Linked DNA regions of Mus musculus: region 2 is linked to region 1. Evidence: chromatin loops called from intact Hi-C (ENCODE). Cell type or tissue: left cerebral cortex. All regions are shown on one strand. Each heading gives the region's core, and the rest is flanking DNA. Links, peaks and the distances in the headings are about the cores only.

Region 1 (10,513 bases), core at 1,775-9,774:
GCAGAATTAGAGCAGTAGAATTTATCTCAGTCGTGTTTTAGCTATACTTCAACATTTAAAATGAGAGTATGTAGTCAGGCACCTTTGGTGCACACCTTTAATCTCAGCATGTAGGGGGCAGGGGGGCCAGCCTGGTCTACAGAGCAAGTTCCATGACAGCCAGGGTTACACAGAGAAACCCCTGAGAGAGAGAGACAGAGAGAGAGAGAGAGAGAGAGAGAGGGAGAGAGAGAGAGAGAGAGAGAGAGAATATGATTATCTATGTCTGAAGAGTCCCAAGAGTATGGCATAGCTATAGCTAGGCTGTGACTGAATCGGTAACTTGAGGGAGGGGCCTAAGCGAGGGAAAACTGTTGAGTGGAGGAACTGTCCCCGGGTCGTGGATAGCAGTAGCAGCATCTTCCCTGTCAAAAGTATTTGTCAGATGCCTCTGGCTCCTGTCACTTGGACCTCCACTAGGCAGTCAAATTGAATCACTATTGGAAAAGTATGTATCTTTTCTTTTCTTTTTCTTTTTTTTTTTTTTTTTTTTTTTCTCGAGACAGGGTTTCTCTGTGTAGCCCTGGCTGTCCTGGAACTCACTCTGTAGACCAGGCTGACCTCGAACTCAGAAATCTGCCTGCCTCTGCCTCCCAAGTGCTGGGATTAAAAGCATGCGCCACCACGCCCGGCAAGTATGTATTTTTTATCTGAAGTCATAATTTGCCATATTAAATAAAATCAGGGTTTAAAATGTTTAATTTTATTTTTTTATTTTTCCCAGCCAGAAACTACCCCTTTCTTGGGGTTCTCTGAGCACTTTGGGAAACGGTTCTAAGTTTTATTATTATTATTATTATCATCATCATCATCACTGGGTAGAGGCGAGGGGACGAGGGAGGTGGTCCAGCATGCGTGTATGTCAGCTTTGGGGAGTCACCTCCACCTGGGGTTCCAGGAATGGAGCTTGGGTTGTCGCCTTCTCTGGCTGCTTTAAAGGACCTTTACCAAGCGGCTCTACTGCTGCTGTATTGAGAGCCTTCTTGCTCTTGCTTCAAACCTCCTTTTTCTGTCTCGTGAGGTGCGTGCTGGAGTCTCGACTGGGAAGGCTCTCTTTTTGAATACAGATTTGTTCATTTTCTAGCACCGAGCTCAGGTGGGTCTCAAATGACCTTGGATGGATTTGTTTACACTCTTCCTCCTGTCTTGCTGCTCAGAAATGATCTGACCATGATTTCCCTTGGAAAAGCGAAACCAAAGCTTCCCTTCTTAACCTCACCAACCTACCGGATGTGACTTCATACAATAACAGGCACTTCCAGAAGTTCGTGTGTGTGTGCATGGGTCTGTGCCTTGGTGTATGTGTGTGTGCGTATGGGGGTGTGTGTGTGTATATGTATGCATGCGCGCATCTGTGTGCGTGTGCGTGTACGTGTACGTGTCTGAAATCCCATCTTGTTTTCCTCTTATTCCTCATTCCTAGACACACAACAAAAGCATCTCATGCTTTAAATTCCTTTGGCTTATTCTGAAAATACCTTCCAAGGGAGTGTGTATCCTGTTAGCCTCAACAAGTATGGACCCTCTATGTGTTTAGGAGATTACACTAAGTACTATAGATGCCTGACCACTTCAAACCTTCATTCAAGTAAAGTTGACCATCTCTCTTGAAAAAAAAAAATCCCCAAACTGAAGTGCTCCTAAATAAATAAATAAATAAATAAATGTCTGATGTGACAGGAAGGTCAAAAGTAGATGACCCCACGGCTGATCTCACACCACAGATGCAGGCGACACAGAGAGCAGTATGCTCGACCCATGCTAATCACCATCAGAGAGTATTCATGAGACATAAGGAATTTTGTGCTTAGATTTGGATCTCATCCCCAAGATGTTACATGTACAAATACTCCAAAGTGAGAAGACATCCCCCAGCATTTCAGAGAAGAGACAGTCAATCTGTATCATTAGCATTTCCCTCTCATCATTGGGAAAGGTAGAAGAGGCATAGTTTAAGTCAGGACATTTCCACACCATGGCCATCCCACCCATTGAGGGTCAAGGTCAGTACCCAGCAGAAAGCAGGCAAGGAGATGCACATTTCCCTTGGCATGCCTTTACAATGAATACAAATACTCCACTTTACCCTTCCTCCTCCCTCCCTCCCTCCCTCCCTTTTTTCCTTCCTTCCTTCCTTCCTTCCTTCCTTCCTTCCTTCCTTCCTTCCTTCCTCCCTTCCTTCCATTCCTGTCATATCACTTCCTCTGTCAAATGCTTCCAGCTTCTCGTTACCCAGGATCCTTTGTGAAATCTGTTAATTACATCGCTACCTTAAGTCCCAAGATCCTTTGAACACACACCCCCACCCTGGAAGCTCTGTCTCACATATGAATCTTATTTTATCAACAGTCGCATTCCTGGGCTGCAGGGGGACTATAGGAAAGTTCACAGAATGAGGTTCTGCACCCACAGATGGCTATATGGTTGGCATTTTTTTAAAATCAAATATTCTGGCAGTATTTGCCCGTTGAGCCATAATGAAAGCAGCAACCTTCCTGTGCGGTAACACATGATCTCGTCATAGCATGGTGGTCCAGGGTAACACATGATCTTGTCAGAGCAGGGTGGTCCAGGGTGGGGACTGGGAGCAGTCTTCTGATGAGATGGTCCACTTCACCCTAAAAGTACCTTCGTTTTAACCTTCACAGTGATGAACAGCAGCGAGACTATTTAATGGAGAGACGGGACCTTGCCATTGATTTCATCTTTTCTTTAGTGTTAATAGAAGTCTTGAAACAGGTGAGTGATTCATTTACTATCACTTTCTATTTACACTTTGTAAGACTGACTACGTTTTAAAAGTCTGAATGTATGGCTTATGAATTACTGGGCAATGTGGACCCTGTTTATTGATTACAATAGGCCATGTGTCATTGTTGGAGTGACTATTATAGACAGGTTGTTTAATAATCTCTTCCAAATTCAATGTCATCTTTTTTTTTCCAGATCCCCCTTCATCCTGTAATTGACAGCTTAATACATGATATTATTAACTTGGCTTTCAAGCACTTTAAATACAAAGAAGGGTAAGGCGATTTCCCTCCTTAGAGTATTGACAACGTAGAACGCTAACTTCTAATTTAGCTCATTGATCTTTTCTGGGCACCAGACCCCTAACTTGTCTGCTTCTGTCCCACTCAGGTACCTGGGTCCCAACACTGGCAATATGCACATTGTGGCTGATCTGTATGCTGAGGTCATCGGAGTGCTGGCCCAAGCCAAGTGAGTGAGTGCCGGCGCCCTTGAGCCTCTAACGTACAGAAGCCTCTAACTTACAGAGCCTCTAACTTACAGAAGCATGTGCAGAGTGTGAAGCCAACTAGAGTCTCCCTCAAAACAGGTCCAAACTGCCTCTTCCATCTTGGCAGTTGGACCAGATCCCACCACATCCCTTCATTTCGGGCCACTGTTTCTAAGAAAGAAAAAAAAAATGTGTGTGACCAAATTACTTTCTCTCTTCTCAAATATTCCAAAGACATCTTTTAGTTTAGTTTTGTTTTGCTTTTCAGTCCGCCAGGACCAGATAGTTACTTACAGGCTCTCACTCGTAAGTGGGAAAATTCCATTCTACAATGTCCCTTTCACTACAGACCTTGCTTAATTCAACTGAGCTAAAAATGTCCCAGACATTGTCATGGAAACAAGTCAGGGGGGAAATTCTCCTTGCTAAATTTATCTGGCCCTGTGATACTTAGCAGGCTAGAACAGTGCCATGTTAGACTGTGAGCACTGATAAACTCATTCCAGACACGGTCACACCCTACCTGCCAGGCTTCATTCCGTTCAACTCAGAGGCAATCCAGTCAAAAGCCTGAATGGCTAGATCAGGTACAAGCAACTAAGGACATGGTGGGAATTCAGGCCAAGGAAACAGCTTATGGCGAATGATGCCCCAGTCCCCGTGAAGTGCAGTCGGGGGGGGGGGGGGTTGGGGAGAGGGAGAGGGAGAGGGAGAGGGAGAGGGAGGTCTGTCTTCAAGGGATGGAATTCTTCATGACCATTAAGTTAGTGCATTCCTCAACCCCCATTAGAGAAGCTACTTTTTGCAGTAGATGTCAATAATACAGGGACTCTCAACTGATCAGTGTACAGAGTAAGATACTATGGCATTCTCTCTCTAAGACAGCCATCTCATACTCCGTGTCTCTAAGGCCTAGGAAGCATCAGGGAAGAGAGAGCAGAAAGATGGTTAAGGACCAGAGGTAGTGTTTGCCTGCTGTGAAAATGTTTGCTGGACACGGAAGGGCTGTTGCCCGTATGAACTCGAAGCAGCTACGGCTCTGTGTTTAAGACCTGAGTAAGATCAAGCCAGCCCATATCCCTGCCTCACCCCTTGTTCCCATGGATACCAAAGTCTGGGATGCTCATGTCCATGCAAACAGCATATGCAGTCTTTCCACATAAGCTTTGCTCTTCCGACATACAGTTAGGTCACTCTGGGTAACCCATAACCCCTGATACCATATGAATGCTGTGGAAATAGTTGACACGCTGTATTGTTTAAGGAACAGTAAAAAGAAAAGAAAAAAAGACAAATGAAATTTCCTCACACCATGGAAGTGCATAATTTATCAAACTTTTTATGTCTTCGTCGTTGTCGTCATCATCATTATCATCATCATCATCCTTCTATTAGGAGGCACAAACAATTGGCAAGAGTCAGTTCTCTCCACTGTCAAGTCCTGAGAAGTAAACTCTGGTCCTCAGGCTTGGCAGCAAGCACCTTTATTTCCAAAACCATCTCGCTGGCCCCTCCAAAGCGTTTTCCTAATACAGCAACTTCACCTAAGCCAGGTAAAACCATAAGACCATAGAAAGTAGAGTCACCACCCCCCAACATGGCTTGTGTTGAGTTTTCCTTCTCTCTGATCCATCTTTCCAGCAAAGGAGTTGTCTGCTTTCTCACACAGGAAAACCTCAACGTTAGAAAATGGAGGTGGGACTGTCTGGAGGGCAAGGTACTGACATGAGGGAGAAGTATCAAGGTGAATGACAGACAGTCACAGAGGAGCACCAGATGAAGGCTACACTAAATGACAGGGGCTAGAGAGCTGGTCAGAGGTACAGAGGAGCTGAGTTCAGTTCCCAGCACAAGGTAGCTCACAACCACTTGTAACTCCAGTTCCAGGGGATCTGACGCCCTCTCCTGGCTACCTCAGGCACTGCAGGCCATTGTGCTTGGGTCTCAAATATACTTTTAAAAAAATCTATTATGATCTTGTGGTTCCTGAGTCACTAGGGAAAGGAGGAATGATGTATTTTAGAAATAGTTTCATTTGGGCTGGTGAGATGGCTCAGTGGGTAAGAGCACCCGACTGCTCTTCCAAAGGTCAGGAGTTCAAATCCCAGCAACCACATGGTGGCTCACAACCATCCGTAGCAAGATCTGACTCCCTCTTCCGGAGTGTCTGAGGACAGCTACAGTGTACTTACATATAATAAGTAAATAAATAAATAAATAAATCTTAAAAAAAAAAAAAAAAGAAATAGTTTCATTTAATTGAGTAGTGAATATTTTTGCATTAAACTGGATAAAGCTGCAATTATCTGGTCCTTAGTTCATGCATACTTAGAAATGATCTTGAAAAGAAGAGATCAATATGTATATTTGCTGACTCATCAGACTATGAAAAATCTCAGTATATTTGTAATTATACTAGTAAAGTTCTCTCATGTTATCACATGGAAAGTTTGGTATGTTAAAATAACAAAAAATAAATGTTTGTACTTCTCTTAGTTTTTATGAATAATGCATACTACTGCATATTGTCAAATGACTGTCCTTGGCTAGGCAGGCTCCGAACAAGTTGAGAAACAATGTCATGCTAAGTGTGTTAGCTCAAGCCATCGCCCCAAATCTCAGGTTACTGGAGCAGAAGGATTGCTGCCACTGAGAGGCTAGCCTGGACTACAGAGTGAGTTCCAGGACAGCCTGGGTGACACAAAGAAACCCTGTCTTGAAAAGCCAAAAAAAAAATGGGGGGAGAGAAAGGGAGGGAGGGAGAGAGAGAGGGAGGGAGGAAGCGGGGAGAGAGAGAGAGAAAAGAGAAAAAAGAGAGGAGAAGAGAGAAAAGAAAAGAAAAGAAAAGAAAAGACAAGACAAGAAAAGAAAAGAGATGGGCTGGAGGGATGGCTTAGCAGTTAAGAGCACTGGCTGCTCTTCAGAGGTCCTGAGTTCAATTCCCAGCAATCACATGGTGGCTCACAGCCATTTGTAATGGGATCTGATGCCCTCTTCTGCTGTATCTGGAGTGTATTTATATATATATATATATATATATATATATATATATATATATATATATATATATATATATATATTATCTTTTAAAAAAAGAAATAACTCAAATTATAAGATGTTCATTTCATTAGCAAATGCATTAATTGCTATCATTCAAGGTTAGGCTGTTGGTTGGTTGTTGATTGGTTGGTTTCTCATCTTTATTCATGTTTTTCATTTTTTTCTTTTTTTTTCTAATGTGTATGGATGCTTTGCCCTCGTGTGTGTGTGTGTGTGTGTGTGTGTGTGTGTGTGTGTATGTGTGTGTGTGTGTTCCATGTGTGTGCAGTACATGAGGAGGCCAGAAGAGGGTGCCAAATCCCCTAAAACTGAAGTTACAGGTGGTTGTGGGTGCTAGGAATTGAACCCAGGTTCTCTGTAAGAACAGCCGGTGCTCTTAACCACTGAGTAATTTCTTCAGGCCCCTTTATGTGAGTTTCATAGAATACCACAAATTGAGTCATTGTTTAATTCTTGTATATGCTAAATATAGCACCAAATGAAGTATTAAAGGAAACACCATAGATAATCTTCTTTCTTTAAAAAAAACAACAAAAAAGGAGACCATTATAAAAGAAATTAGACTTTAACTGGAAATAGATCTGCAGGTTGGCTGTATCCTAAAATAACATGTTTGTGTTATATGGAACTTTTCACAGTAAAAAAAAAAATAGTTGCATCTATTTTTAAATGAAAAAGTAAAATTTTAGCCACTGCCTCATCGTATTGACGTACTGAGTTACGTAAGCAGCCTGCCTTTTTCTACCTCTCCTTGTTAGCTGTGGATTAAGAGTAAAAGAATAGATGTATAACTGCAGGCCTTTTCTATGAGAAGTGCCTGTTATTCAACGGGAGAAATGAATTGATATTAATTACACATTCTGACCGTGTTCACTCTGAGATGCCTCTCAGTGACGTCCTCCGAGTGGGCGCACAAGGGTGTGTGGGGCTTCTGCTTAACCACCTCCACATCAGGACTTCCCACTCCTAAGCAATTAATGTGCTCAGCATCGCTCCTGAGTACCTACTGTGTGCCTGATCTTGTGGAGCCTGCACCTAGCTCAGAGGTGTCAGACAATAAGCATTAAAGGAGAGAACTGTAACACATTCAAGTCAAGAATCTTTCTGCCTGCCCTCCCTAGCCCGTTTCTCTTCCTCTTTCTCTTTCCTACCTCCTTTGCTTGCTTCCTTCCTTGTTTCCTTCCTTGCTTGCTTCCTTGCTTCTTTTCCTTTGGGAGTGGAAATTGAACCCAGGACCTCCCATATGTTAGGCCGGTGACTACCTTTGGACCCAGGTCCTCAAGCATGCTGAGAAACACTGTTCTGCAGATGCATATCCCATCCATCTTCTTGTTATGTTTCCTTACAGGCTATTTCTTTTGACACAGGATCACTCTAGGTTTCCCAGGCTGGCCTGGAACTCTCAGTATCCCTGGCAGACTGCAAGCCTTAAACCTCCCAATTCTGCCTCAGTCTCCGGAGTCGCTGGGGCTTAACGACCTGTACCACAGACCAGGATGCCACACAGATAACTGTATGTTCATCCACGTGATGCTTGTTTTAGTCGTTGAGGAAAGTGGCTTGGTCTGTCGGGTCAGTTCCCTTTCAAGCTGTAGGCATTAGCTGGCGAGGCGGTTGCCCACGTGATAGGTCAGGATGCTGTAACAAAGGCCACAGACCTGAGAAAGCTTTACTGACAGACATTTATTTCTTCAGAGTTCCAGGCATCAAGTTCAAGGTGCTGGCAGGGCTGATTCCCCTGTGGAGAAGTAGCCCTTCATTGTGGCTTTACCTGTCGGTGCTATGTTCCAATTATCTTGTCTTTAAAACATCCCCCAGGCATATTGAGTGAGGGCCCACGCCAGACAACCCGTCTTCCCATACCTCTTCAAGGGCCCCATCTCCTAGAATAGTCACACTCACTCTGTGTATGACTTGGGGGTACGAGGGAGAGGCATAAGCAACCCAAACAGTAAATCTAGGCAGGGGCTAGACTCCGGAGACTGAGGCAGAATTGGGAGGTTTAAGGCTTGCAGTCTGCCAGGGATACCGAGAGTTCCAGGCCAGCCTGGGAAACCTAGAGTGATCCTGTGTCAAAAGGTATCTTTTCAGTGAGTTTTCAGACCTTGCCCACATAGGGAACAAACATACTTAAACAATCCTGAATTCAGTCTTAGTGTGTCTCATGGGAGTAAGAGGAGGAAAGTCTGAGTCAGCCATGGCCTTCAGACATCAGCTCCATCATTGATCAGCTGTCTGGCTCTATTAGGTTTTGAAGCCTTGATGTTTGAGAGGGATGCAACCATGCCCCTTCACGGGACTGCCCTGAGGATTAAAGAGCTACTGTGTGTGGTTGAAGTGCCTCTTAGATATCTGTTGTCTCTATGGTCATCTTTGCCATCTTAACATATATATATGTGTGTGTGTGTGGTATGTATATTTATATGTAGTGTACTGCACACATATGAAATAGAAAAGAATGGTGTCATTGGAATTTAGGATTTAATTTTAAAACGTTCAGGAGTACAATTCTCAGTTTCCACCCAAATGAGCGTTACCTGACACCAAATTGAGCTTTCTAAATTTAATACAATTTACATTTTAATCTTTACGAGTATCTTCATCTGAAAGACAAAACCACAACTTTACAATCCCTGTGTTAATTTATATAAAATGATATACAACCAATATTTCCTCCCTTATTTCCCAAGTATTCAGGAAATGTTAGAGACAGCACGATGGGCCAGTTTGAAATGTTGTCCAGGAAGTGGGAAATGCCACTGCAGATCAGGAGTGAGCCCTTAGTGAGTCACCAGCTCCCTGGAGAATACCTCACCCAAATGCATTTACATTTCTGTGCGGACATTAACACCTCTGCTCAGCTGCCTTTCTAAAAAGAATGCAGCAGACATCGGAAACCCTATAAAATGTAAGGTTTAGTAAGCCATAACTATGGGTGCAGGCCCATTCTGTGTCTGCAAGCAGAGTGTCCCTGTACCCTCCTCTGTGTCCTGTCACGTGTCCTGTGATTTCTACCTCAAGGGCAACAGTTGCTCTGAACTCCTCAGATCTGGGTAGTTCCCACTCAGCTTTCATGATCACAGTTGCCCTTCCTAAGTTCAGTTTGCTATATTCCCTCGCCTCCTATATTATGGGAATTGTTAGTTCCGACCCAGGGTTTCTACCCCGCTTTTGATCATTTTGTCCCTGGGTAAAAACTACACACAGCCTTTATAGTTACAATAATCCTTAAACAGCACAAGAGCTGGCCTGATATCTACCTCCATGCTGTTAGACTCTACTGTCCTATCGATAACCCCGAGTTATTGCTTACTATGTTTCATCTGGGCTGCTCTTAACTCTAATTGGCCAGCCCTCAGCACCCTGTTTTCTTTATTCCTAACCCATGGTGGAGTCTCCTTCTCCTGCACCTTCTTCTTCCTCGTGTGCCCTCTCTGGCCCCCAAGCCCATGAAACCTATATCCCACCTATGTCTCTTCTGCCCAGCTATTAGCTGTTGGCATCTTTATTTACCAATCAGAAATAACTTGGGGTCAGGGTCACTTAGTGTCTTACTGTTCAGACTCTCTTATCTCTGGGGCACCAGTCTTGGGGCCCAATGTTAGCATTAGGATACAAGCAGCATCAAGCCAACTCTCTACACTCCTAGCCTTGATAATGAATCATTTATTATTATTTACTAAAACCTTATTATAAAGAACCCCCAAATAAAAAACTCCATGGACCAACATTAACCATACTCAGAGTCTATGCATCTCAATAAACTCCTTACGATGTGGCCCTACAGAACTTCGCATTGGACCTTATATTTTCAGATATGTTTTCTGCACTTATTTACCACCAAAACCTGAAAATCTACGACAGAGTTAGAACTAGAAAAGCAATTAGCTTTAGGGCTTTTTTGTTTGTATGTTTGTTTGAGAGACTCTCTGTGTAGCCCCAGCTGCCCAGGAGTCACTATGTAGACCAGACTAGCCATCAACCTGCCTCTGCCTCCCAAGTGCTGGAATTAAAATCATGTACCACCATACCTGGCCCAAGCAATTAGCTTTATATCCTTGATTGAAATTTCAAAAAATGATGTTACAGGTGTCGTTGGTATTAATCTGCTTTTTCAACAATACAGAGAAGTTGAAAGTAGGCACTGTAGCTTTTGTATCTGTGTTCAATCAC
Region 2 (10,513 bases), core at 1,643-9,642, 87 kb before region 1:
CTGTCTGTCTGTCTGTGTGTGTGTCCATGTGCAAATGTATGCTATGGCACATATATGAAAGTCAGAAGACAGCTTGTGGGACTTGGTTCTCTCTTCCACCACGTGGGTCCCAGGGATCAAACTCACTGGGCTTGGTGGCAGTCACCTTTTCCAACAGAGCCATCTTGGTGGCCCCCAATTGTGCTTCTGATACTGAGCAGATAACCCTCAGTAGGCATGAACAGGAGGGGGGAGATGAGAGAAGCAGACAGTTGTGACGGGGGATTGGGGAGGGTGGCATCAATTCTGAGACTCAGTCTGAGCACCCTTTACCAGCCTCATCCTGCACTGTCACCTCATAAGTGGGGATTCTGGGGTCATGTTGATCACCCCCTTCTTGGAAAATTTGTTCTTTCCGTGCCATCCAGCACACCCACCTGTCCAGACCTGTGTCTTGGTTATAAAATACATGTGCTGCCCCTGGACTGAGTCCTCAGCTGGCTCCATCCCACAGCAGGGTAGGAAGAGCCCTTCCACCCTTCACATGGAGAACAGCACCTGGCTGGAATTTTCTCAACAGCCATCCGACCTCCACTGTGGGTCAGGGGTCCCTGGAGAGACACGACCTGTACAGTGGATCAGATTACTGTGAGGAATAATGGCATCTCTCTCTAGGCTCCTCAGGGTACTGCAAAGCTCCGGGGAACAATTCTTCAACCAGGAAAAAGCCAGGGAAGTGGGTGGTGAATAGGCTGTCCGCTATCAGGGATTCTGGGTGTCTCTTCCCTGAACATTCTCTGAGGAAGTCGACCCTCAATCTGGTTTACAATTAAAAGTGATGGTGATGATGATGATGGTGGTGGTGGTGGTAGAGATGATGGTGACGATTTATCAACAATGAGTGACTAAATGAGCTAGACATACATTTTATTAGCTAGGTGACTTTCACCTTATATTTCTTTAAACCTCAATTTTTCTCATCTACTCTTAGTCCCTCCCCAGCTTGCAGGTTTGAAGTGAGGATTAAATATGATTTTAAAATGTGTATTTTAGCAAGGAATTTATATTCTATAAACATAGATGCTCTCGTCAGTTGCTAGCCCCTGTCTCAGGCTACTTTCTGTCTCTATCTCTCTTTCTCTCTCTTCTCCTCTCTCTCCCTCCTCTGTCTTTGTCTATCTCCATCTTTCTCTCTCTCCTCTGTTTCTCCTGTGCCTCTGTCTCTGCCTTTCTTTCTGTCTCTCTTTCTCCATCTTTCTCTCCTCTGTCTCTGCCTCTGTCTCTCTCTCCTCTGACTCTTTTTTATGTCTGTCTGTCTCTCTGTCTCTCTGTTTCTGTCACACACACACACACACACACACACACACCCTACTCTTTGAAACCATTCATTTCTGGCTGCTCTCCATCATTCCCCCTCTTATCTTTCGTTCAGCCCCCAGTGCCTGTTCGCTGTCTCCAGAGACGGCTCAGGACTTTTAGGGACGTGAGAACTGAGATAGCTATAGGTTGTCTTAAATGACAGTGGAAGTCAGGGAGCAAGCCAGGGACAGATTCTGATTTTATTGTTCTACTTCAAAGTAGTTTAGGTGCCTTCAGGTTTGTTTTTGTATTTTTTTTTAAATGAGCCCCTCCCCAAGAAAACTGGACAAAAGAAGCTGGTCTTGTCCCAGCTTGCAGCAGGTTTCGTTCCCTTTGATGGGCCAGACTTTGAGCAGAGCAGAAGGCCTCTTCTGTTTATTTAGGATGTATGTCCACTTACTAAAATAAAAGTGTGGAGCCTGATACAGAACAGCCAATTCACTCTTCACAGGAAAAACTAAATGCCATTTTTTTTTCTCCTAACTAGCTTTAAGTCTTTATCATCGTTTCCTTTGAAATGCATGGAGTGACCAGGAAGTAGGCTCAGAGCACCACCGAAAAATTTTAAAACCTGTGTTGGGAGTTTTCTAAAGGATTTATTCATTTCTACTTTATGTATACGAGTGTTTTGCCCGCATGTGTATCTGTGCATGCAGTACCTGTGGAGGCCAGAAGAAGGCGCTGCAACCCCCGGAACCAGAATTACTGATGTTTGGGGATGCTGGGTACTGTATATGGGTCCTCCTCAAGAACAGCTGAGCCCTTTCTCAAGTCCCAAATTAAGATGTAAAAAGTTTATGTATTTAAGGCTGGGTGTGGTGGTGCACACCTGTAACCTCAGCACTTAGGTGGTAGAGTCAGGCGGTCTACATAGTCATTTCCAGGACAGCCAGGGAGACAAAGAGAGACCCTGTCTCAAAAACAAACGAACCATAAATATTTATAGTGGCGATATAGAGTAGCTTGTTTGCTTATCACAACCTGCTCTCCCCCACTACTTACTATTACTATTGGTTCACTAAGTAATGGAATATGAGAGTGCTGTGTGCAAGGAAATGTTGCCTTGATTATGCCCACTGTATAAATGGGTGCATTGAGTATGCCTACTGTATAAATGAGGGTCCAAGGTTTAGCAAAGTTAATAATTTCCCTTAGGCTTCAATGCAAGTGAAGCTAGCTGGTGCCAGGTGAGACTGGGGCCCTGGGAGAGCCAATGTAGCATTTTTCTCAGTACCCCTGTGGCTTGTTCTTTCAGTGCTGTGTAAGATGGGGGAGTGCCAACCCAGTTATTAATGGATATTTTTGAAGGAAAGCCTTCCAATCATCTTTTACATAGATCTCGTACATTCTCGGTACAGCTGATTAAAAAAAAAATGAACTCATCACTGAAGTATGCATGTGAATTAGGGAGACCTCAGTCTGATGAAGGATTTCAGGAAGCTGAAGCATTGAGTATAGGAGTGTATCCTGTACTGTATCCATATCCACATTCACAGGTAAACCAGGACATTTCTAGAAGTGGCATTTAATTGGTTTTTAAAGTTCTTTGCTAGAAAAAAAAAAAGTATACTGTCCTTTCGTTTCTCGAATGAATTAGGAGAGGAACTAGGAAGTCTTGTTTGTGTGTTGGCTGGAGGACGGAATTTGTACGTTTGTGTGCCCGGGCGGGGGGGAGGGGGGCGGCGGCGTTAAATAATTACTACATTATAATTCATTCTATTGGAAACTTCCAGTCATAGATATGCTGAGGAAAAGAGGGCCCAGTGGCTTTCGAAATGGCTGGTCAAACCTCACCTGACAGAGGTTCCATCGTTGTCAAAATACAATTCTCTTATTTAATCCCTCCACTAAGCCTATTAGTTGTGAGAAACAAAGCCGACTGAAATCAGGACACATGATACCAAGAATTAAGGAGAAGGCAGGCGCCTAATGCCTTTGCATCCTAGCTCCTTCGTGCTTATGAAATAAGGTGTGTTGGTCTGTGTGAGTCTTAGAAATGACAACATGAAGAAACCGGTCCATGGTGGAATCCGGGCGTTCGCTAGGCAAGCCGACTAAGCATGTGTTCCTTCCCTTCAGGCTTTGAGGCTAGGGTGCCCCTCAAAAAGCCTGTATTGCACAAAATGCGGATCCCCGTCTGCACATCCCAGAGAAGGAAGGAAAGGCCAGGCAGGCAGGCGTCTGGCTTCTCGGTTGCAGCGATGACAGAATCCCCCCCCCCCCCCCCATACACACACACACACACACACATACACACACACACACACACACACACACTCACACACCCCTCCCCAAACGCCGCTGCTTCCAAATGCAAGGGTGCAGCTGGCTTACCGCAGAGTGCCGCAGTTGAGTGTTTTCAGGGACAGACACAAGGGGAAATCGCAGCCCGAGCACACCCCGGGCTGCCGCCTGCCAACCTTTCTGCACCGAGGAGCCTCAGGCAGCTGGCAAATTCCTAGTCCCTCCCCTAGCGAGCTGGGAGGTGGAAGCTGGGTGGGAGCTCAGGTTGAGAAAGGAAGGGGCTGGGGGCGGGGCTTCAGTCCATCCCTCAGCGGGGGGCTGCAGGGTGGGCAGCCAGGAGGCCCAGACATCTGTCCACCCGGGTGCAGCAGCAGCTCACAGTGCGGGTGGGGACTCTGCCACCATACCTGGCTGTGGCTGAGCATGTGGGCGGCCGCAGGCAGTAGGCAGGCATTGCTGCTTATGTCAGCTCTGAAATGAAAGCGGCTGAGGCCTCTGCCTCTGAAGGCTTGCAAGGGAGATCAGCACCCAGCAAATAAGAAGCCAGCCCTGGCCCCGGAGGAGGAGGAAGAGGAGAAGAGGTTGAGCATCCCTCTCCCGGTGTCCTTTAAATGAGGAGCGTGGCCGTTTGCTTCTGACCCTCGCTTACATCACTAACCTGTGACAGGCACATCTCCACGCCCGGTACCTGCTCCTCCAACTGCAGCTTCTAGTCCTAGGGGCTTCTTTGTATGAGGCAGACATGGCCAGCCAGCAGGATTCCGGCTTCTTTGAAATCAGTATCAAATATTTACTGAAATCCTGGAGTAACGGTGAGTGATAGAAAATATATATATATATAATTTTTTTTTTGGTTTTGTTTTCTGGATGCTGCTAAGGTTGGAGCAATCATATCTCAACTGGACACATATGTTTGTGAGCTGAGGAAGTTTCTCTCTCTCTCTCTCTCTCTCTCCATCTGCTGTGAAAATCAAAAACGTCAGTGTCTGAACTATCCCTGCTCAACTTTGAAGGCTGCAATAAAATTAATAGATTTTTTTTTCCTTAGAATTTCCAGAGATGCGGCCCTTCTGACTCTGGGGAGGGCAGGTTCGGCATGCCAGGCTGCATTGCCTGCCTGGTGTTTGTTTGCTGTGTTCAGGCTTCATCTAAATATTTTGTGAAGTGCAGCTTAGCCGAAGGGGTGTGGCAGGGTAGAGAGTACTTTGTAATTGTCTTATTAACAATTATTGTATTATTGACAATTATTGTAATTGTCTGAAGAGGGAAAACGACTTGGAAGTCCAAAACCTAAGACTCATCTTTGTTAGGCACAAACTGGTCTGCAGATCCATTTGGTCTATCCCTGGTACCTGTGCATGGTGTTCAGAAGGCTGTTTATCTGTTCCAGCTTCTAGAGGTCTTAGTTGCTCTAGTACAAGCGTGCTTCTGAAATGTAAACAAGTATGGGTCTGACCCAGATGGTTCCTTAGGCTATAAAAATATCATGGTTCTGAAGTTGCATTTCGGACCTATATAAAAATTGTTAGCAATTCACTATTTCAAAAAGGCAACCTCTAAGCCATCCTGGGTCTGGGTTAGAAATCAGAATGAGGCCTTTCAGATGTTCAGGGATACCTTGCATTTTTCTGCACACTTTAAAAACAGAGTCTTATTGATGCATCTGCTTTTGTGCTGATTTTGTGCCAAATGACTGACAGATCTTTTAGACGCTCTCGACTGTTTTGCATTAAAATTTTGTTTCTAAAAATTATTTTCTATATTTTATTGGGTATATACTAATTAACCTACCTGGAACCCTGAGGGGTACCGAACGTATCCTCCACGAATGACCTGTAGCTAAAAATCCTTTTTATGTAAACAAACCTAGGCAAGAGAACTTGGGCTAGATTGTTTTGAGAAAGCTGAAGCGCCTGTCCAAAGATATTTGGGGGTTGCATCTGTGGATGATCTCCACAGAAGCCATTTTCCCCAGCTCAGGGAGCCCCACTGTGCACTAGGGGGCTTGTCTGGAGTGTTTCTGTACAAGCGGGAGGCCATTTGGGAGTAGTGCTGCTGCTTTGTTGAAGCCATAAATCTTTTAACTTGGGTTCATTTTCCGGATACTCCATACTCACAGACTCACATACGAATCTTCCTTTGTCTGGTGACCCTCTGATTAATGAAAATAATTTGACAGACTGGACACTCCAGAGAGCAGTTTATCTCAATGGAAAAACAAACAACCAAACAACAAAATCCCCCGCTTACAAGTGTGACATCAGGATGTGGATTTTAAGCTTGTTTGACGAGTCCACAGCCTGCTTCTTTCTATCCGGTTTTGCCGTGCCTCACTCAGGATGGGAAATTATGCTTTATGTTGTACAATACCTAGAGGGATTTCTCTAAAATCTTCTCTTCTTGTCTGTCTTCCAAGGACAGGTAACCGCTTCACCTTCTTTAAACTCCTTACTTTCTCCCAGCATCCCCACACCAAGAAATGACTCAAAATTATTGTCCATCTCAACTTTGAGAGTATCTGTGACATAATTTCAAATCCTCCCAGTTCATTCAGGAAAGATTTACTGAGTACCCTGCTACATGCCAGGCTGTGGGGTATGTGGAAGAGACAATTACGACAGAGCCCCGAGCAGGTGTCCTAATTCCTTTATTTCGAGAGACTGAAGGTGGTAATTATCCAAGTGTTCTTGAGGGTGGGGCAGGTCTGGATGGTTTATACCCCTTTCTTAAAAGAGGAAAGGGAGTCTCGCACTAGCTGCCTATCCCCTTTGGAGCTTGTTGTAACTCTTACCTGCGCCCAGCCTGGTTGGCACAGTTCTCATCTCTGAAGTTTTACACCTTTCCAGTAGCGAACAGAGAGAGGAATTTGCCTGTACAAAACACAGAGTGGAAAACAGGAGCCTCGGGGCTTCGCCTATGAGTCTAACCTTGGCTGAAAGGATGTACCGCGGGGCAAGCAGCTCACTGCGTGCTTGCGCATGCCCAGCTTGCCAGGTTGGAAAGCCGAGGGTGCCCGCCCACATACCTGAATGGAGAACCAGCCCCCTAATTATGTGGTGGTGCTTATTTACACAAGTGCGGCAATTAAAAAGCAATGAAACAAACTCTGCAGCTACAGCTGACTACTTCTGCTGGGCAGTAGTAAAGGGAAAGATGACGTCATAAACTTTCATGGGTTAATGTTTCCATTTGATAGAGAAAGGGCACGTTGTGGGGCAAAATGTCACTATATATATACATCTTTGTCTCATCAGAAGAATTAACAAGCTAATTAAGCAAACTGGTCTCTGCCTGGTGAGATGAATTGGTTTCTACTTGGTGGCTTCAGACACTTTTTTTTCCCCCCTGTGGCACCACACACACCACACCCATCCTGTCAGGCTGCCCTTCGTTCGGTTTGAATGAAGCAAGGACTTGCAGTAGCCTGCTGTCTGGAAATGTCACTTCCTCTTATACAGACTCACCGTGTAGCTTTTTCCCTAACTTTCTTGGACAACTGTCCCGGTGTTCCTTCCACTGTATCCAGACCTTCCTGGGCTGACCATTTGCTGTCCTTGGTGTCTGTGGCCACAGCCACGGTCTTCTCAGCCCTACTGAGAATATTCTTTGGTCTTCTTAATATCATCTCCTAATCTTTCTCAGGGCAATATCTTCCGTGCCCCCCCCCCTCCACCCTACCCCCTGCACTCCCGTCTTCTCTCTTCTTTCCCTCTCTGTCTTCGGCAGTTCAGGGACTTGTTCCCACATCCCTGACTGTTCCCATCTCCACCCCATAATCTGGCAGTCCCTCACTACGAGTCACAGAGCCAGAGGGGCTTGCCGCCAGTCTTCTGGGGCCTGTGCTTGGGTGGCCGTCGATTAACCAATGACTCTATTTCCTCGTCCGTGAAAAGCAAGCAGAAGTAACGGGTGCCTCGTAGGCATGGGGTGTTCAGGCACAGCACTTGGGACAACATCTAACACACTGCGAGAATGTCTGATAAATGCTAAAATAATACAGATGTGTTCTGGCACTCCTTTGCCTTCTGAACCTAAACTTAAAATGTGGCCTAGATTGCCTTCTTCCCTGCGCCTTGGCATCCTCAGTGGATTATTTTATGAATGGTCAACACTTACTTCACCCCTGGGCAAGAAAAGTCTAAGGAGAGATGGCAATTCGGATTTACTTTCAAACTTAACCCCCCCTCTTAACCCTCCCTTTTTATCTCAACCACTATCAACCCCTCCCCCCTTCCTTAAATGTGGAGCTCTGTGGAGTTGGCTTGGGAGTGTCTCTGTGGCAGGAAGTTGCTTTGGCCTTTAGCATCACTCCAGATGAAGTTTGGAATGGCTAGCTTCAAGCTCCCTCACAGGGGAGGAGAGTTTACACAGACAGAGAGTGAGTGTGTGGGGTTCAACTTAGTCGTCTGAAAAGCCTAAATGGCTTCCTTGTGCTGCTAACCACCGTATGACGCCCAGGGAACACTGGCCCAATGAGCTGCATAGCGCATATTCAGAATCACCTGGCTCCTTCCAGGGCGATGTGCACCCTTCCCCTGGAACCTAGCCAGCCTTTGCTGCCCACTGAGGACATCTTTATGTTCACTCAATCTTTCAGGGCCTTAGAACTCCCCACACGATGAACAGCTCTGGAAGAACTAAATAACCTCTTTGCGTAGAGATTGGTGTGTGCCCCACCATGGCTAAGGGTGTTCTAAGGAAACTTGTGTGCGTCAGCAGAACCGGAGTCAGGATTCCCAGGTGTAGTGAGTTAATTCTGTGGATAAGGACGATATCCACTGAGCTTGGTGGCTCACGATTGTAATCCCAGCACTTCAGAGGTAGAGGCAGATAGATAGGGAGTTCAAGGTTACCCCCATCTGTGTAAGACCCTTTCACTGACAGAGGCAGGGGCAGGGGACAGGGGAGAGAGAAAATCTATTCAGCACAGAAATGCTGGCTTGATGACATTAGTTGCTGAGCCAAAGAAATCATGGGTAGTACAATGAACTGTACTTAGTGTTGGTGTGTAAATATACGGCAGGTGAGCCTCAAAGGCTCCAAGAGAAAGACCTTTTATAGAATCAGAGTAAAGATGTGGAAAATTAATATTAATAGAGTTGCCTGAACCTATCAATAGGTACAGTTCAAGTACAGACACATTTTGGGGGTGTCTGTGGTGTGTGTGTGTGTATGTGTGTGTGTGTTAGAACTCAGGGACTCATACAAGTGGAACATATGTTCTACCACTAAGCTACATACCAACATTTGATCCTTTCGGTGGAGGATCAAGGACTGTTGGCTTTATTGGGCAGGGGAGAGGCTGCACGTCACTGTAGCTCATCACTATTTGGCAGTGGCATACCCTCGGAAGTGACCACAGGGTCACTTCTGCTGAAGCGGTTAATAAGCCTAATGAGAACAGTACCCTATGCCAGCATCCCTGTTCTCCAGCACCAAGGGATCCATTGCTGGCTTTGTTGTTGAGACGGAGTGGAGGTGGTAGTTGTCAGGTCCAAAAGAAACTTGGGACAAATGGCTACTTGTCATGCTTGCTAGTGTACCCAAGTGCATGCTGGCCTCCAGGCTCTCTCAGATACACATGTACCTGCTACAGAGTCCATGCTGGCATCCTGGCTCTTCCCAGCTCTTCTTACCATGCCCCACCCTAATTCTTTCCAGCCCATAGGCTAATCTCCCCCCAGCTTCTCACTTCCTTATAGCTGTGTGATCTCTTGCCCCCTTCCCCCACACTCCCACACCCCCCAACTTGCTCCTCTTTATTGGTTTCCTTTGCCTGTGCTTTCTCCATACTGCTGGCCACAATCAATCTCCTACTTTCTCTCCTTGCTCTGGGCACTTACAGAGGCCTTGCTCTCCCTCGAGTTTACCATAAAATCCTTCCCCTCAATGATACTTTGTAGCAGTCATGCTCTCACTGGTGCGGAGGCCCTTTAGTTTGTACCAAGTTATTGTTATTTGTTTTGAATGTAAGGCACACATCATTAAAATCTAGGCAGGCCATGCCTGAGCAGCCCTAGAGTAACAGACACAACCGTTTTGTGTTGAATGCCATGCTCAGTGACTTATATATAGGGCAGTCACATAATTATTCATCCAAACTGGGACACTTTTGAGAGTGAAAGTTAATGGTGACGCAGGGATGCTGTCCTCTGAGACTACCTTGGACAAAAGAGGCCAAATGATTGTTTCTTTGTTCCTCCCCACAACCCTGTGGGATATATAGTATCCACACTTGTAAACTTGGAAAAAACATAGAAAGTGATTTGTTGGTTGAAACCAGGAGGTCAGTAGATGCCGTTCACCCATTCCCCAAGGCTGATCACAGTGTTTTGCTTGTTTAAAAAAATTGTATGAGTGCTTTGCCTACATAAATGTCTGTGCATTACTTCTATGCCTGGTTCCTGTGGAGGGCAGAAGCTGGCGAATGCCCTGGGGCTCAGGAAGATTGTGGACTGCCCTGTGCGTGCTGGGAATCCAAGCCTGGAGCTCTGGAAGAGCAGCCTTGTGGTCTCTCCAGCCCCTGCATTGTTTTCATATCTGCCAAAAGGACCAAAGGATCAAGGGCAATGCTGGGAACTTGGTGTTTTATAGCTATTTAAATTTTTATTGCTTAATACTTTCTGCCAGTTCTTAGCCTCTGGCACACCCTGCTCTCCTCTCTGTGTGCTTAAGTATATACAATCTCTCTCTCTCTCTCTCTCTCTCTCTCTCTCTCTCTCTCTCTCTCTCTCTCCCTCCCTCCCTCCCTCCCTCCCTCCCTCTCTCCCTCCGTCATGCATGCACACACACTTGCACACACACTTGCACACACACACACATTTTTTCTTTTCTTGCTGCAGAGGACCTTCTCTTTAGGATGAGCCTCTTTGAGGGGCCTAAGCTAGGAATCTACAAATATTCCCCATGCGTTTTTCATATTCTCATCTTC

Evidence for each region. Peaks named below come from ENCODE experiments on the same cell type or tissue, not always from the same donor. Only the 100,000 strongest peaks of a DNase experiment are listed, where the experiment ranks them.
Region 2: a loop joins it to region 1, with 2.3 times the contacts of the local background. A loop is called at or near these places in 6 of 42 quality-filtered maps.

What each region holds. Positions count from the first base shown.
Region 1 is chr5:150,342,866-150,353,378 of GRCm38, forward strand. It overlaps Fry (FRY microtubule binding protein), which reads left to right. Exons shown (of 61, transcript NM_172887.2): 5 at 2,688-2,778; 6 at 2,986-3,065; 7 at 3,181-3,261. Among named protein-coding and RNA genes, the nearest start is that of Gm36299, 59 kb to the right of the region's middle. In left cerebral cortex, for the core only: CTCF peaks have their summits at 5,182 (motif pointing left) and 6,680; DNase peaks (open chromatin) are centred at 3,660, 7,138 and 9,185; H3K27ac peaks cover 2,379 bases.
Region 2 is chr5:150,255,945-150,266,457 of GRCm38, forward strand. Fry (FRY microtubule binding protein) reads left to right here and starts at 3,986. Exons shown (of 61, transcript NM_172887.2): 1 at 3,986-4,394. The coding sequence starts at 4,325. In left cerebral cortex, for the core only: CTCF peaks have their summits at 2,005 (motif pointing right) and 5,571; DNase peaks (open chromatin) are centred at 3,472, 3,800, 3,999, 4,621 and 2 more places; H3K4me3 peaks cover 5,070 bases; H3K27ac peaks cover 5,228 bases.